2 separate regions of the Homo sapiens genome follow, and region 1 is linked to region 2. A link is a loop called in an ENCODE intact Hi-C map of the cell type or tissue named here. Cell type or tissue: heart right ventricle. All regions are shown on one strand. Links, peaks and the distances in the headings refer to the core of each region. The heading gives the core; the rest is flanking DNA. Region 1 holds the start of LINC02823 (long intergenic non-protein coding RNA 2823). Region 2 holds the start of DCN (decorin).

Evidence for each region. Peaks named below come from ENCODE experiments on the same cell type or tissue, not always from the same donor. Only the 100,000 strongest peaks of a DNase experiment are listed, where the experiment ranks them.
Region 1: it touches region 2 in a loop (18-fold over the local background); 78 of 110 quality-filtered maps call a loop at or near these places.

What each region holds. Positions count from the first base shown.
Region 1 is chr12:91,323,120-91,331,467 of GRCh38, reverse strand. LINC02823 (long intergenic non-protein coding RNA 2823) reads right to left here and starts at 4,542. Exons shown (of 4, transcript NR_183611.1): 1 at 4,248-4,542. The region is part of intron 8 of LOC105369896 (a long non-coding RNA gene); the gene reads left to right. In heart right ventricle, for the core only: CTCF peaks have their summits at 4,629 and 4,832 (motif pointing right); a DNase peak (open chromatin) is centred at 4,867; H3K4me3 peaks cover 1,090 bases; H3K27ac peaks cover 4,303 bases.
Region 2 is chr12:91,174,784-91,183,131 of GRCh38, reverse strand. DCN (decorin) reads left to right here and starts at 315. Exons shown (of 8, transcript NM_001920.5): 1 at 315-477; 2 at 4,547-4,790. The coding sequence starts at 4,580. In heart right ventricle, for the core only: CTCF peaks have their summits at 4,708 and 4,909; a DNase peak (open chromatin) is centred at 4,736; H3K4me3 peaks cover 8,000 bases; H3K27ac peaks cover 8,000 bases.

The DNA of each region.
Region 1 (8,348 bases), core at 107-8,106, 150 kb before region 2:
GGTTAAAAAGAAATAGAGTGAGTTGGCAATATAATTAAAAGTGCTGTATATCAAAGTCTACAACACGGAGATGTGGGGACTGTTTATATTTTATTTTGGGCCCAATCTATATGACTTCAACATTTTTTATTGTAGTCTCTTAGGATTGGAACTGAAGTTTAATATCCACTATTCTAAATGACCAGCCATATCAATGGCAAGGTCAATAAGGAGTAAGATTAATACTTCCAAATATCTGCTTACAGAACCACTTTGAAAGAAAGTGCTTAACCAAACTGAGCCTTCTACCCTATCCCGAACCCCCTGCAGCTGCCATCATTTCAGAATAGAGAGCCACCCAACATAACAGAAAAAAAAACTTCAGCTTATCTTAAAATGAAGAACAACAATAGCAGATAGATTCTAAAGCTCTCTTAAATTTTAAAAAATTTGTTTTGTATTTGATATTCAGTGTATGATCTAAAGACAGGAATAAAACAAACAAACACACACACACACACACACACACACACACACATATTCATTCTGAAAGCTACAAACTAGACTACTGAAACAGAAGCTCCTTAGTGTGGAAACTTGGGGTTCACATTTAATAGAATCCCTCCATACAACTATTATGAACAGGATAGTTGAGAACCACTGGTTTGTACACTTTGAAGACTGTTCCTAAAAGTAATGGCCTCAAAATATAGTGCAATGAACAAAACAAAATAAAAAGAAGTAGCACAGGTAGGGGCAAATTCAGTTTATATGGCTTGAAGCTATAAATATTGAGGCTCTCTTTATGAAATAAAATAAAAAACTACAAATACAACATTAGATACAGTGTCTTTTGAGAAAATCTACTTCTGAGGCATGAACATTGAAGATAGCTTTGTTTATTACCAGCCTGGACTTGTTTCTGGGCTTTTCTGAGTTGAGAATAATGACTTCCTTCAGCTGCCAATTTCAAATGAGTTCAGTCCCTTATAAAACAGTGAAACACCCCACAGCTATAGGGGTATCATCCTCTTCACCTCTGACTACCTAGTGCATATGCAGTCCTGTGAAATGAATAGAGAAAACTGGACAAGATATTGAGATAGTAGGACAAGTATGCTTGCTGGCATCCTCTACTTTGCTCCAGCCTTTGCGGAGAAATCCAACACTCATTCACACACACGCAAGCTTTAATGAACATTTGTTGAATAAATAACTAAATGATGAATGAATGAATGAATGAGTGAATGGATGAATGAAAGCTGCTATCATAAAATACCTTGGTTGTATAGAATCTTAGAAGTGACTTGCTCTTTTGAGAACTTTAAATTTATTTACTGTATGTTAGGAAAAATATAATTAATTAAGCTGGGTGGAGTTTATGGCTAAGGACCTACTAGAGGAAGTGCCTTTTTGCAAAGCTTTGGAAGGAAGGAATGTGTGTTTATTGAAAAGTAACGATAAGGTTTCTGACTAGAAAACTGGGGCTTCAGGGGCTCTACAACTTCCCAAGATCACAGGTTCTTGGATATTGAATATTACACAAGATGTTAGAAATAAGATTCAAATCTCAAACTCTCTTATTTTATACCGGTTTTTTTTATTATATAATTTTAAGAATTAAAATATTTTTTCTATTTTGTAAAATTATGTGAAGACAAGTAACCTGTGTATTTTAATATTTTCCCCTTTGATAATATAATTTTTAATTTTATGCATTTATTTGTAAAATGTTTTACTAAGATCAAAAAGGGCTACATTTCCTGGTAACAGCCACAAGATTGTCTAAATCCTACCCTTCCTGCCCACAGTGTGAAAAATACGAGAACCCTAAATTATGCACATATACACATACATCATGCACACATGCAGTCATATATATGTATATATGTATATATGTGTATATATATACACTTGTACATATATCCAGTCATTTTCTAAAAAGCAGAACAAGGAATTTCAAAATAGATTTTAAATGTCACGTTTAGATGTTTGCTTATTCCACTATTTAAACATATGCAGGCCAGTACATAAAAATTAGCTACAAATTAGACCAATTTTTAAACTGAGCTGAAAACAACTGGGAACATTATGGGTACATAGGTTAAATAAGTAATTTATGCTTATTTTGTTTTTTTATCATGCCCTGTGTTAATTTTAATTAAACATATATCATGGCCAGGTGCAGTGGCTCACGCCTGTAATCTCAGCACTTTGGGAGGCCAAGACAGGTGCATCACCTGAGGTCAGGAGTTCGAGACCAGCCTGGCCAACATGGTGAAACCCTGTCTCTACCAAAAAAAAAACAAAACTTAGTTGGGCATGGTGGCACATGCTGTAATCCCAGCTCCTCGGGAAGCTGAGGCAGGAGAATTGCTGGAACCCAGGAGGCGGAGGTTGCAGTGAGCCGAAATTGCGCCACTGCACTCCAGCCTGGGCGACAGAGTGAGACTTCATCTCAAAAAAACAAACAACAAAATTTAATTAAACATAAATCAAAATAAACAAGGAATTAGCGGAAGTTACAGGTTAGATAAAGTGAGTTTAACAAATAATTATGAGTAGCTTTTTTCTTATTTTCTGCAGGGCACCATTATAAACTGGCAGTCCTGAAGGACCTTGTCTTAGAGTTGCTTATGGGAATAAAAATGCTTTATTGTGTGTGTTTGTATGTTTCTAAAGGAAAAAAGATCTATCCCCTTTTCTTGACTGGAAAAACCTGGGTTTAAGCCAACCTGATTTTACTCTATAAATATTTAAATCTCCTTTCTTTTCTCTAGTCATTTCTGATAATTCCTCTACTTTATACTGATAGTGTGGTAGACTCTGAAGACACATGTCGTAGGTGCATCTGGTGGTGACCGGGGTGCAATTTAAATTCACAAGAGCAACCCCAAATGGAGTGGGCGAGTGGCCAAATTACAAAGTTCTATGCATCCATAGGAATACACCAGATAATTAGGGATTCTAATTAGAAAAGTAATATATTATTATGGAATGAGCTCCAGGCTTCTGGAAGCTCATTTAAAATGTTAAGTTTCTTTGGAAGGTCTTTATGTTTTCTTTTCATTTGAAGACCCAAATTCCTTTTGCAAAAATCAGTTTTAACTTAAAACCTTTAACATGTCTGCCTTTAATTAATTTTCAGGGTTCAAGGACTGTACATTGTAGGTTTATCCTATCAATTTGATTCTCAAATCCTGGTAGATGTCCCCAAAAGAAGAAAAGAAAAAGCATAAAACTCCATACTCAAAAGTGCCCATTAGTCAGCTTTCACCATGCCAAGTTGTCAAGCGATATCACAGTTATGATCTTTAAAGCATTCAAAAAAAGCTGGAGAACTTTGTGTGAAGAGCTGGATTTTATGGCTTTTGTGTGTGCCAAAGGGATTGTCCAACAGAAAGTACCCTGGAAAGCCTAATTATTACTCCACATATAGTACGTGGCATTATAAGCTATTTTGAGGTTTTTGGAAAGGGAGAGCTATGAGTGACAACCACAGCAGGGCGTGCTGAGGAATTTAAACCCAACTCTATCATCTCCCTGTTGGCAGAACATAAAACACATAATGCTGTTTTAGTAATCAATCTTTCATGTATTTATTTTAAGGAAAAATAATTTCATTAAAACTTACAGAGTGGGAAAAGGAGTGATATAAAAGTCAACACAGTACATTTATATTCAATGAGAATTATTTTTTAAAACATTATGGCTGCTATTTACAAGGGTGGCGTTCGTTTTATACTTAAAATCACAGCAGCTTTTGTAACACTTTTTTTAGGAAATAATGAAAAATCTGATTTGGATTACGACTCAAGTTGAATATTTTTAAGAACTCTTTAATTCTTATACATGTCAGTTGTATAAACAAAATAATGTTGGGAGAATGAACTCAGAAACTTAGAAGCTATCAGTCATTTTTCAGATTTGCCTCTATGCTTTGTTATTCTATTATGTTTGAAAGGGTCTTCAGACAGAGATGAGAATTTAAAGACAATAAATGAAGAGCATTGTTTTATGATTGTGACTTCAATATGCAAGTCTAGTGAGAACTATCTCTAAGTCAGATTTGTGGATATGTCAGTACTGTTTAAAATGAAATTCAGCTGTCTCCCCTCTCCATCCTGGAAGCATTTTATACGTCAGCATTGTCTACTGTTTAGTTGCAGAATATTTTGCTCAGTGGTCATTATAACTTTGGAGGGCACGCCTTAATGCCTAACATGTGTAAAAGGTATTTACCTATAGTAACCAGTAATTTTACTTACATTTTCTCCCAAGCATTGTGGAATCTCAAAAGCCTTCGACTCTACGCTTCAAGTCCAAAAAAACTAAGCAGATTTGTGATACCACTTCTTTTTCATGGTTCTAGATAAAACAAGTAAGAATTTTCTTTCTAGTAAAATAAATGGATTTGCTTCTCTGGTTTTCTACTCTAAGTACTAAGAAAAAGGGAGGTACAATACTTAAAGTTAAGGATTATTGTAACTAGGATAGAATAAATAGAAACAATTAATTTTCCCCGTAGATCTATATCCATGACCAAGGATAAATGAAAACTGTGACATTAGGATTTGAGACAGTGTTTTGCTATTTTGTGGTTATTTCAGACTTACTGTTTTAAAGCAAAATCAACTTATTACCATTTTGAAAATGAGAAAAACCAAATCCAAGTTTTGATTCAGACTTTACTAATAGTTCTATGTCACATGATTAATAAACCTCTGGGGGATATAACTTTTAAATATTATAATAAAAATAAATGATATTTGGCTTTTTGTTTTTCCCTTTGAGGGTGAAATAGAGCTAATGGTCTTTGAATCTGACCTCTTTGCTGCTATTCCCATTTTTTCCAAAAGGTGGCGCATGTGTAATCTTTTTCTTTATCAGGGTGCAAAGAACCTGGGGAGCCAGAGGGACCTGAGTGAATTTTCAGAATTGTTTTTCTTCAACAAACTCAAGGTGGCCACATCAGAAATCTGCATTTCTGCAATGGCAGTTTCTTTATGCTCAAAGAACCCTTCAAATAAGAATTAATCTGATTTTGTGAAAGAAAAACATGCTTCCTATGCTTCCCATCTTAGTTTGGTTTAAACTTTGGAGTTCTTTTTGCCAAGTTTATTTTATAATGTTTTTCTTCCTTTCTGATCTTAGACTAAAGTTCTATTTTTTTAAAGATAACCTTGACTCATGTGGAGTTGTCCTTCTTAATTAGAATTCATAAGCAACACACAAGTATGTCTGGACTCTGTCTAAACAAAGCTCTTTGACAGCACAAATGCAGAAGGATAAATCTATCAGACAGGAGAAATCTTTTGAACTATGGGCAGATAAGAGGGAGTCAGAAGTACAGAGGGAAAGGAAAACATGTTGGAGAGATTCTGATGATGAGACAGGAATTCACAGATGAGACCTAAAATCAAACACACAGTTTTTCCCAGCAATTCACTTAAATGTGCTTCCAAACTCTGTAGCTGAAAGAAAAATTTAAATATGATCTAACGAAGTCCAACCACTTCACTTTACAGATGAGGAAACCAAGTCCCAAAAGATGAAGCCATGTATTTAGTGAAACACAACTGAATTCTGTTCTGTTTCTGGTGAAATAATACAAGAATCTGTCAAAGAGGTGTGTTAAGTCACAAGTTGCAGAAAGCAAGACTTAATAGTTTTGAAAATTGTAGTCTTTTAAATCATGATTCTTTTTTATTTAGGCTTGTATTATTTTGGTCACTATGCTGTTTTAGACACTCTCCTCTGCTCCACAGATGAATATGGTCATTCATTAGCCATTAAGTTGTAGATCTGTGCTGTCCAATGCAGTAGCCATTGGCCACTTGAGTATTTCATTGAATTTTAAACTAATTTAAATGAAATGAAATGAAAAATTTAGTTCATCCATTGCACTAGCCGTATTTCAAGTGCTTAGCAGTTGCATGTAGCTAGTGGCTGCTATTTAAACAGGGCACATATACAGGCATAATTGTACTTCACTTTATTGTGCTTTGCAGATATCGCATGTTTCACAAATTGAAAGTTTGTGGCAACTCTGCATGGAGCAAGTCTATTGGTGCCATTTTCCAACAACATGTGCTCACTTCGTGTCTCTGTGTCCCATTTTGGTGATTCTCACAATATTTCAGACTTGTTATTTCTGTTATGGTGAACTGTGATCAGTGATCTTTGATGTTACTGTTGTAATTATTTTGGAGTGCCATGAACCACACTCATATAAAACAGTGAACTTAATAGTAAATATTGTGTGTGTTACGATAGCTCCACCAACTGACCCTTCCTTCATCTTTCTTCCTCTCCTTAATTTATCTCCCTCTCCTTGGGCCCCCCATTTTCTGAGACACAACAATATTGAAATTAGGCCAACTAATAACTCTAAAATGGCCTCTAAAATGATCAAGTGAAAGGAAGAGTCACATGTCTCTCACTTTTAATCAAGAGCTAGAAATGATTAAGCTTAGTGAGGAGGGCATGTTGAAAGCCAAGACAGGCTGAAAGCTAGGCCTCTTGTGCCGAATAGTTAGCCCAATTGTGAATGCAAAAGAAAAGTTCTTAAAGAAGATTAAAAGTGCTACTCCAGGTCAGGTGTGGTGGCTCACCCCTGTAATTCTAGCACTTTGGGAGGCCGAGGTGGGTGGATTGCTGAGCTCAGAAGTTCAAGACCAGCCTGGGCAAAATGCTGAAACCCCACCTCTACTAAAATACAAAAAAATTAGCTGGGTGTGGCAGCGTGCACCTGCAATCCTAGTTACTTGGGAGACTGAAGCAGGAGAATTGCTTGAACCTGAGAGGCGGATGTTGCAGTGAGTCGAGATTGCGCCATTGCACTCCAGCCTTGGGGACAGAGTGAGACTCTGTCTCAAAAAGAAACAATCCATCAATCAATAAAAGTGCTACACACACATGTATACATATGTAACTAACCTGCACATTGTGCACATGTACCCTAAAACTTAAAGTATAATAATAATAAAATAAAAAAAAGAAAAAGAAGCTAGAAGAAAAAAAAAAGGTGCTACTCCAGTGAACACAGAAATACGAGAAAGTGAAACAGCCTTATTGCTAGTATGGGAAAGATTTTAGTGGTCTGGATAGAAGATTAAACCAGCCACATCATTCCCTTAGACAAAAGCCTAATCTAGAGCAAGGCCCAAACTCTCTTCAATTCTATGAAGGCTGAGAGAGGTAAGGAAGTTGCAGAAGAAAAGTTTGAGGCTAGCAGAGGTTGGTTCATGAGGCTTAAGGAAAGCAACCATCTCCATAACATAAAAGTACAAAGTGAAGCCACGGTGCCAAAGCAAGTTATCCAGAAGATCAAGCTAAAATAATCCATGAAGGTGACTACGTTAAACAACAGATTCTCAATGAAGATGAATGTCTTCTATTGGAAGAAATGCTGTATAGGACTTGCATACCAAGAGAGGAGAAGTCAATGCCTGGTTCAAATCTACGAGGGACAGGCTTACTCTCTTGTTAGGGGTTAGTGCATCTTGTGATTTTAATTTGAAGCCAATGCTAATTTGCCATTCCAAAAATCTTTGGGCCCTTAAGAATTATGTTAAATTGGCTCTGCCTGTGTTCTGTAAATGCAACAACACAGCCTGGATGGCAGTACACCTGTTTACAGCATGGTTTACTGAATATTTAATCCCACTTTTGAGATCTATTGCTCAGTAAAAAAGATTCATTTAAAAATATTACCGTTCATTGACAATGCACCTAGTTACTCAAGAGCTCTGTTGAAGATGTACAAGGAGATTGATGTTGTTTTTATTCCTGCTAACACAACATTCATTCTGCAGCTTATGGATCAAGGAGTAATTTTGATTTTCAAGTCTTGTCATTTAAGAAACACATTTTGTAAGGCCATCAATGCCATTAACTGATTCCTCTGATGGATCTGGGAAAAATAAATTGAAAACCTTCTGGAAAGGACTTATCATTCTAGATACCATCCATAACATTCATAATTCAAAATGTCAAGATTAACAGGAGTTTATTCATCCATCCGTCATAGATGACTTTGAGAAGTGCAAGATTTCACTGGAGGAAGTTAACTAGAGATTAGGATTAGAAGTAGAGCCTGAAGATGTGACTGAATTGCTGCAATCTCATAATAAAACTAACAAATGAGAAGTTACTTTTTGTAGATGTTCAAAGAAAGTGGTTTCTTGAGATGGAATCTACTCCTGGTGAGGTTGCTATGAATGTTGTTGAACAGAGGACTTAGAATATTGCATAAACTTAATTGATAAAGCAGCAGCAGGGTTTGAGAATATTGACTCCAGTTTTGAAATAGTTCCACTGTGGGTAAAATGCTGCCAAACTGCATCACATGCTAGATAAATCTTTTG
Region 2 (8,348 bases), core at 83-8,082:
GTATAATAAATGCTACTTGTAAACAAGGCTAGAAAGGGTGGAGAATGAAATGAGATGGGGGGTGGGGAAACAAACCCTTTAGTTACAATATCTTAGGGAAATGAATCTACAATAAGACAAATTTCAAATCAAGTTGCTCCACTATACTGCATAAGCAGTTTAGAATCTTAAGCAGATGCAAAAAGAATAAAGCAAATGGGAGGAAAAAAAAGGCCGATAAAGTTTCTGGCTACAATACAAGAGACATATCATTACCATATGATCTAATGTGGGTGTCAGCCGGATTGTGTTCATTGAGGGAAACCTTATTTTTTAACTGTGCTATGGAGTAGAAGCAGGAGGTTTTCAACCTAGTCACAGAGCAGCACCTACCCCCTCCTCCTTTCCACACCTGCAAACTCTTTTACTTGGGCTGAATATTTAGTGTAATTACATCTCAGCTTTGAGGGCTCCTGTGGCAAATTCCCGGATTAAAAGGTATGGTTTTCAATAATTGTCCTGAACTCTGCTACAGACTAATAAAACTTCGGTCAAGTTGCGAGCAAAAGGGATTATTTGGTGAGAAAAAGAAAAGGAAAAAAAAAACTGTTAAACTTTTATAGTTTTTATGCAACATTTTAAACAAGTATTATTTGAAAACAGAAGTTAAATATTTGATAAAATGATTGAATGCATTGTTTTATTTCTTTCTCTTCTGTTTTTGCAAAGATGCTTCTTAAAAAACTGTAACCTAACACCATGACTCTCTATATTAATGTTTTTGTGTTTGTATTAATGAATGTTTAGCTCTTCAAGAGATGGTAACCGAAAAGTATTCTGAAGTAGCATATCTGTAATTGACCTATATATTTAAAAAATGTATTTTTCTCCTGAATTTTTGATTGCTTTAAGGACTTTTAAAAGCCCAGAAGAACTGAACTCTGGTGATTAGCTGAAAATACCTAATGTATATTTCTTCAACCCCAGAAATGAACAGAAATTATCACCAGAGAAGTGAAAATAAACATTGAAAATATTTATGTTATTAAATGCCTAAGATACTAAAAACGCTGTATAATTTCTTAAATGTAAAGTGTCCCAGTCAGTATCTTCACTGCAAGTGAAATTTTAAGATACATTCACTATAAAATGAGGATGTGGGTTAATTTTCTAATTTTAAAACAGGGTAACACAGTGACCACTGATTAAGTGGGCTCCCAGTGATGTAAATACCTGTGGCTTTTTTTTTTCCTGTTGCTGTTTCTAACCAGAAAAGAGCCAAATGCCTCCTATAGTAACCCTTGTTTGTGGATAAATGCCGCCTTTATTCTTTATTTTAAAATTACATATATTATAATTGAAGTTTTTAATCATCTAGTGCTGTAGGATTTTAATTTTGTTTTGCATTTATAGCTTCACTTATCTCTTGAGGGTTAAATTTTGACTTTGAAAGTGACACCAGAGGCATAGATAACATAATGCAAATGTTGATCTGGATGACATACTTCATTTAATGGGCTTAACTAGTTTTAGGAACCAGAAATTATTATTTTTGGTAAAACATTTGTAAACTATGGCAACTAGCTTCAGTGGAGTAGTGATATTACATTAGTAATTAGCATCTTGGACATTGTCATGCATTTTTAGACTACTTAAAACAGTTTCAGTATAATTTAAACAGCATATCATCTCAATAACAATCTCTTTGGTTACTACTTGGACAGCTGCTCTTTGCTCTTTATATTTCTGATTAATTAAGGAAAGAAGGAAATGACGAAAGGAATTATCAGTATTGACAGCCCACATTAAATGTTTTAAGATGCTGGGTCTTGAAGTACCATGACACTAATTTAAAACAGATGATTTTATGGAAGATTTTGCACAAAGTTTCTGGACATGCAATTATTTTTTCACAGTACAGTCAGGGTTAAATGCACACACACACATACACTCTCTCTCTGTCACACACACATGAACACACACACATACATTCTCTCTCTCTCACACACACACACACACGAGCAAATGAAAATGAAATAAAGGTCGGTGATTGAAGTTATAAGCTGCCTGTCTATATTCAGCTTCAATCAAAAAGAATATTGTTTGGAGAATTTGTACCATTTTAACAGGAGTAAACAAACATAAATTATAATACTATTTCTCTCAGCTAATACTCAACATTTTCTTTTTGTGGGTTGTTAGTGAAACAACCAGGCATGTTCTGCTCTGGAGAAAAGATTTCAAAGTGACATCTGCATTAACTGTCGTTGCTATTTATTAAATCTGCAATGACTTTGCTTCATTTTTCTTTTAAACTTGTAAGACATTAAATATGCAAGGCTAGCAAGCTTGTGGTAAACCATAAACATTGCATTTTTAATGGGAAACAGATACAAAACCACTCCCTCAGATACAATCCAAAGGAACAGGCTGCCAAAACAAAAGTCTTCTCTTAAAGGGATACTCAGTAACTGAATGAGAGTGGGCTGCTAGAAGAAGCTTAATGTTGAACTTAAAGTGGCAGTGTGAATAATAATCTTTATGATATTTTGTTAAATGAAAAGCCACAAGCCTGTATTCAACATGTGCTGCCTTAGACACATATCAGTAGTAAATATAAACTAAGAACAAACATGTAAGAAACTGAAAAACATTTGTTTCTTCTCTAGAGAATCTAGGCAAAAATTCCCAGAAGATACCTTAAGGTTAGATCATACAAAGATCTTTCTTTTCTCTTCTCTTCTTTCTTTCTCTCTCTCTCTCTCTTTCTTTCACTTTCTTCCTTTCTTTCTTTTTCTCTTTCTTTCTTTCCTTTTCTTTCTTCCTTCTTTCTTTCTTTCTTCCTTCCTTCTTTCTTTCTTCTTTTTTTTAATATGCTACAATTGGATAATGACTCAAAACAGCTGTAAGATTCTACTTACGAACGTACAGCTTTAATATGGATTCGTCTAAGTGTACAATTCAAGGTAGAGATGATGGGACTAAATATCTGCTATGATGGGACTAAATATCTACTATGTTTTGGAGATATCAGAATGGTTTCAATGCAATTTAAAAAATATTTCATCTCCCAAATGACTTTGCTGCTATATAATCAAGTACTTTTGTTATTCAGATTTATTACGATTTTGTCACTCAGATTTATTTAGTGCACTTCAGTTGATTTAACAACATAGATTCGTGCTTGTGGAATGAATGGATAAATATGGAATACATTTATCAAAACAATACTTGTTTTTTTACAAAATGCCCTGTTAGCAAAATGAGATCATATATACATCACATAAAAATCAGAATTTTCCATATGTGTTTATTAGCTTATTAAACATAATGTTTGAGAAACTAGGAAATTGATTTATTTTTTAAAGCCGATCTTGCTTATACCAAGTTGAGGTTTTCAATCTGCTTTTTTTATATCAGAAATTCGATACTGAAAAAAAGCTAATTTTGTGTTTTAAAAAATCAGACTGATTGCTTGGAACAAATGGAATAAATCGTCTTGTCAATAAAGTGATGGTCAATTGAGTCATTTGTGTGCAAAATATTGTGCAAGGCCCGGGTACAGAACAAGGAATAATAAGACACGCCCTGAAGGAGTACATCGTCTAGTGAGGGACAGACCAAGCACGCAAAACAAATTGCAATATAATGTGATAAGTTCTTTAAAAGAGGTAAGAGCAACGTGCTTTGGGAGCAGAGAAGAGGGAGAAAGCAGCATCTTGCCTGGATGAGCCAGGGGACACAGAAGAGAAGCCCACTATCTCATTTAATCTTTACAACTCTCTTGCAAGGTCGGTATTCTACATGGCAAGTAGCTTTGATTGTCAGGGTTCAGGTGAGGACTGGGAATGGAGTGACAATGAAAAGGAATGTGGCTAGAGCTATTAATTCATACCAATTTATGAGTGGTCTGACATACAGCACAGGGACTGTGGACAGTATTGATAAGCCATAGGAAGTTAATAAATGGTTTATAGTAGAAATTAATAAGACAAAATTGAATTTTTAGACGATGACTCAGGCAGCAAAATGGAAGATGGACTGAAATAGAGGAAATATGCAAGGCAGAGATGAATTAGAAGCTCTTGTAGTAGTTTAGGGAGAGATGAGAAGGGCCTGGATCAAAATAATTGTGGTAGGATGGAGAGATGTGACTGGCTTCCAGAGATATTTCTGAAGCAGAAATTGGAGATCTCCTATGTGGATAGAGATAATTTTATCTGACCATGTGTTAAGTGAGCATTGAAAAGCCCAACATGATTTATTACCATGACAATTTTGCAAATGATTTGGATATATAGTATATCATCTTAGTTTAGACCCAAAATTCAAACAAGCAGATTTAAATAATACTCAGATTTCTCATCCTAAGTAAATAGCTGTGCAAATGATACTATAATGTACCTGATTGTCTTTCAATACATTTTTAATGCTCTGCTTCCTGATAACAAATGAAATATTATTTTGCATCTTTTCTCTGTGCTCACTGTATTGTGGCATATTATATAAGAAACGACACACAGATTAGGCAGTGCTACTCTTCTTAAATCTCTCATTTGTTTCCTAGGTTCCCTGGTTGTGAAAATACATGAGATAAATCATGAAGGCCACTATCATCCTCCTTCTGCTTGCACAAGTTTCCTGGGCTGGACCGTTTCAACAGAGAGGCTTATTTGACTTTATGCTAGAAGATGAGGCTTCTGGGATAGGCCCAGAAGTTCCTGATGACCGCGACTTCGAGCCCTCCCTAGGCCCAGTGTGCCCCTTCCGCTGTCAATGCCATCTTCGAGTGGTCCAGTGTTCTGATTTGGGTGAGTGGGATGCAGTTTCTCTTTACCTACCTTACTTGTTTTATTCTTGGGAATGGCAACTCTGAGAGTTTAGCATTTTCAGTTTTAATCTCTCTAAATTTGAGAGACAGTGCCACCTAATGAGGAGTAAAGGAAGCAGAACAGGATAGAAAGAAAAGTAGCGTTGTTGTTCTCTCTTTCTCTCTCTCTCTCCCTCTCTGTCCCTCTTCCTTTTTTCCTCCATTACTTTGCAATCTTGGACAAATCATTTTTAAAAATATTTCTGAGCTTTATATCCCTTCTTCTACAAAATAAAATTTTGAATTAAAAAAGTCTTATGTTCTAAAATTTCAGAGTAATGGTTTAATCTTAATTCTATAATATGCTTTTATAAAATATTAGATATTAAGAAAATCAGGTCAGTCTCTCTACTATTCACTTAGCCCAGACAACAGAGTTTCAACATTACTAAATTGTAAAATAATCAGTTATCAAAAGCAAAACACATCAAATTTTATGACAAAATCTTATCTTTCAAGTATCAAAATACTCCCTTAATCTCTGAGTCTTAGTTTTGTCTTTACTTTTGACATTTTGTAATCCAGCTGCTTATATTCTTTAGAAAGTTTCAAAGGAAATATTTATCACTAAGGTATGGTGTAAATATTCAATATAATTGTGTTACATATATCTTTAGCCTAACACCCTAAAGACAGTTTGATTTATCATCTTTTCAGAAAAATTTGGTCTGGAAATTCCAAGAGCATTACACTTAGAAGATAAATCTCCAGAAAGATTGAAGCTCAGTGGATGGGCCAAAGGGGAATGAACTCAGTTTACATGGCAGCTCATTCACATTCCTCCTTTTGAAGGGGTGTATTTTCTTACTGGAGATGAAAAGAAAAAAAAATCTTTATATCATGATTCCGCCATGTGTACTTCCTTCTGGAAGAAATTCCATACTATGATCAGGCACTTCTTTCAGAAGTCCTATATTTACTCAGAACATGCTTTCTAGCAGTAGTTTGCAGAAGAAAAATGCAACTTCTACAATTGGAATAAACTGCCTATAGGAACCCAGAAAAAATATAAAGTATATTCAGTAGTAACGACTGAAAAACACTTGAAATAGCTTCTTCAACACATATATTGTATAGCTATTTAAAACCCAAATACAAATGTTATATGAAGACTTTCAAAAGGCCGCAGGATAATTCCAATGGATCTATTTGTTCAGTCATTCAGAAGCTATATCGGGAACCCATCATGGATGAGCTCTGCTCTAGGCATGGGGAGAAAGGATGAGGAAGACAAATATGGCCCTAGTTCTTGTGGATCTTATGTTCTAGTGGTGGTGACTATTACTTTTTGAATTGTGTATTTGCCACAGGGGAGATTGGATTACTCTTCAGAAATTTTATAAGCATCTAGAGATGACCTGCATTATTGCCTTGGGCAGGAAAATAACAGGGTTGAAAAAAATCTGAACAAAGAAATCACCATTTGATGGATATACACAGGATAATCTTTTCTGAAGTTACTAAAATGGCGAAGTTCCCAAAAAATGTAATGCGAATTAAATTTCACTTTGCCTCTGAGAAAAAGTTAAAAGAATTTATTATTACTCTCGCTACATGTATTATCAAAAATGAAGGGTTGATATTTTTAAGGAAAGAAGAGTTGGCCAGTCACTTTAGTGAAGTTTTATTTTTTCGTAAATATAGTTTGCCTTTGCTTCCATGAAAAAATAGCTCATAAACCTTGACCCTGATGAAAGCACTGGGCCAGTTTTCCAATTCTCTGTTATGTAAAAAGGCATAAGTCAATTGTTCAAAGTGAAACAACAACAACAACAACAAAATGTAGTCTTAGGAAGCAGCAAGTTCACTGACTTGGGATCTTTATGACAGTTTTGTTGTTGCCATTGATATTGTTTTGTTTATTTTTTGTTTTCAGATGAGAAAGTTTTCTACATGTTATCTTTTTTCTAGGAGCTCAAAGTGTACATCATTCCTTTATTATAGCTAGGTTTACTGACTCATATACTAAGGAAGTAGCTAAAATTATAAAAATAATTTGTTTTTAAAACCATATTTAACTAAGGGAACTAAGTAAGTTCCAATGAGCAGTGGTCTCATGCAAGGTATTTTCAATATTTTAAAATTTACAGATGAATATTTAAATATATTATAAAAGTTTTAATCAGCTATCTCTAAGAAAATACATTTCTTAAAGGGAAATGAAATTCACTTGACTTTAAATAAAACAAATGAACTCATTTCATGTTTTTAACTATTATCTAACTCTTCCTTACTTTATGATGCTGGCAAGCTGTTGAGAGCCTTGACATCTCCATCTGCAGAAAAATCACAGTCTTAGAAATCCTATTAATCGTGTGAGGTACCTGGGTCATAGTAGCAGCTTCATGCAGTGTTAAAATTATATGATGATTATATGCAGTAACAGATGAAGAAAAAAAGAAAGAAAGCAGGAGAAATGCACCACCTCATTCATTGTAAATGCAGTATAGTTGATTTTTTAATTTGTTTTATGTCCTCTAGTGATCTAAGCATGAAGCTTGAATTATTATAATAAAGAAAATAAATGCAATGCAGTTGGGGATGGCAAATGTTAATGCTTATCTGTATCAAAGACTAACACTGTCTTCAGGATTATCCTTGGTGGATTATCCTTGGCAGACACTTAATGAGCAGAGAGAAGCTACAATGTTGAAGGACAAAAGTCCTTTGTCATCTTATTATCGAAATAATGTTTAATACAAATAAACTTTTTAAATTAAAATGTTTGACTACTTTTTACCACTAAGAAATATTCTTGGCAAAGTTAAACAACATCAAAATTTTAAACAATTCTTTCAAAGCTAAGAAGTAAAAACCTATGAAATTAAAATTATGTAATTACTCTGCAGGATAATTTGATGCCTCTGGAAAAATGCATGGACTGTTTTAGTCCCTAATTCTAATTTATCACAGTAGTATTAACACGTGCTTTTTTTTTTTTTTAAGAGGATGAGGGATTGAGACAGTAAACATGAATTCCTCATAGATATTGGCCAAGTTGTTTCATTGAACTTGTTGCAACTTACCTTGTAATTGGAACCACAATTTTATGAGACCCATATCTTGTCTTCTTTTATCTATCATGTTAAGAAATAAACCAGTTCCCTCTTAATTATAGCATTTATTTCAAAAAGCAATGTTAAAAATAAATGTAGAGTTAGCAAATTCAGAAGTCTTTCAGTTACTTTATAATAATAAATCCACAATGTAACTCATTCTTCTAAAAATCAAAAAAATTTAAAACGTTCTGATTTTGATGGGATTTTCTATTTTATATGCTTGGCATCCTGAAGAAGACAGCTTCCCTTACTTAGGTACTCTTTGGCTTAGCCATTCATCTTTGGATCAAGTGTCACCAGGTAGTATAATTTGGTATGGACTTAACACCTCATTACTGAAATGCAAATCAGTCCTGACAAGTCAAATAAGAACAAGTATTGTCTTTTGACTAGTCTCCAAAATTAAAATAATAATTCTTGATGTATTTCTTATAAACAAA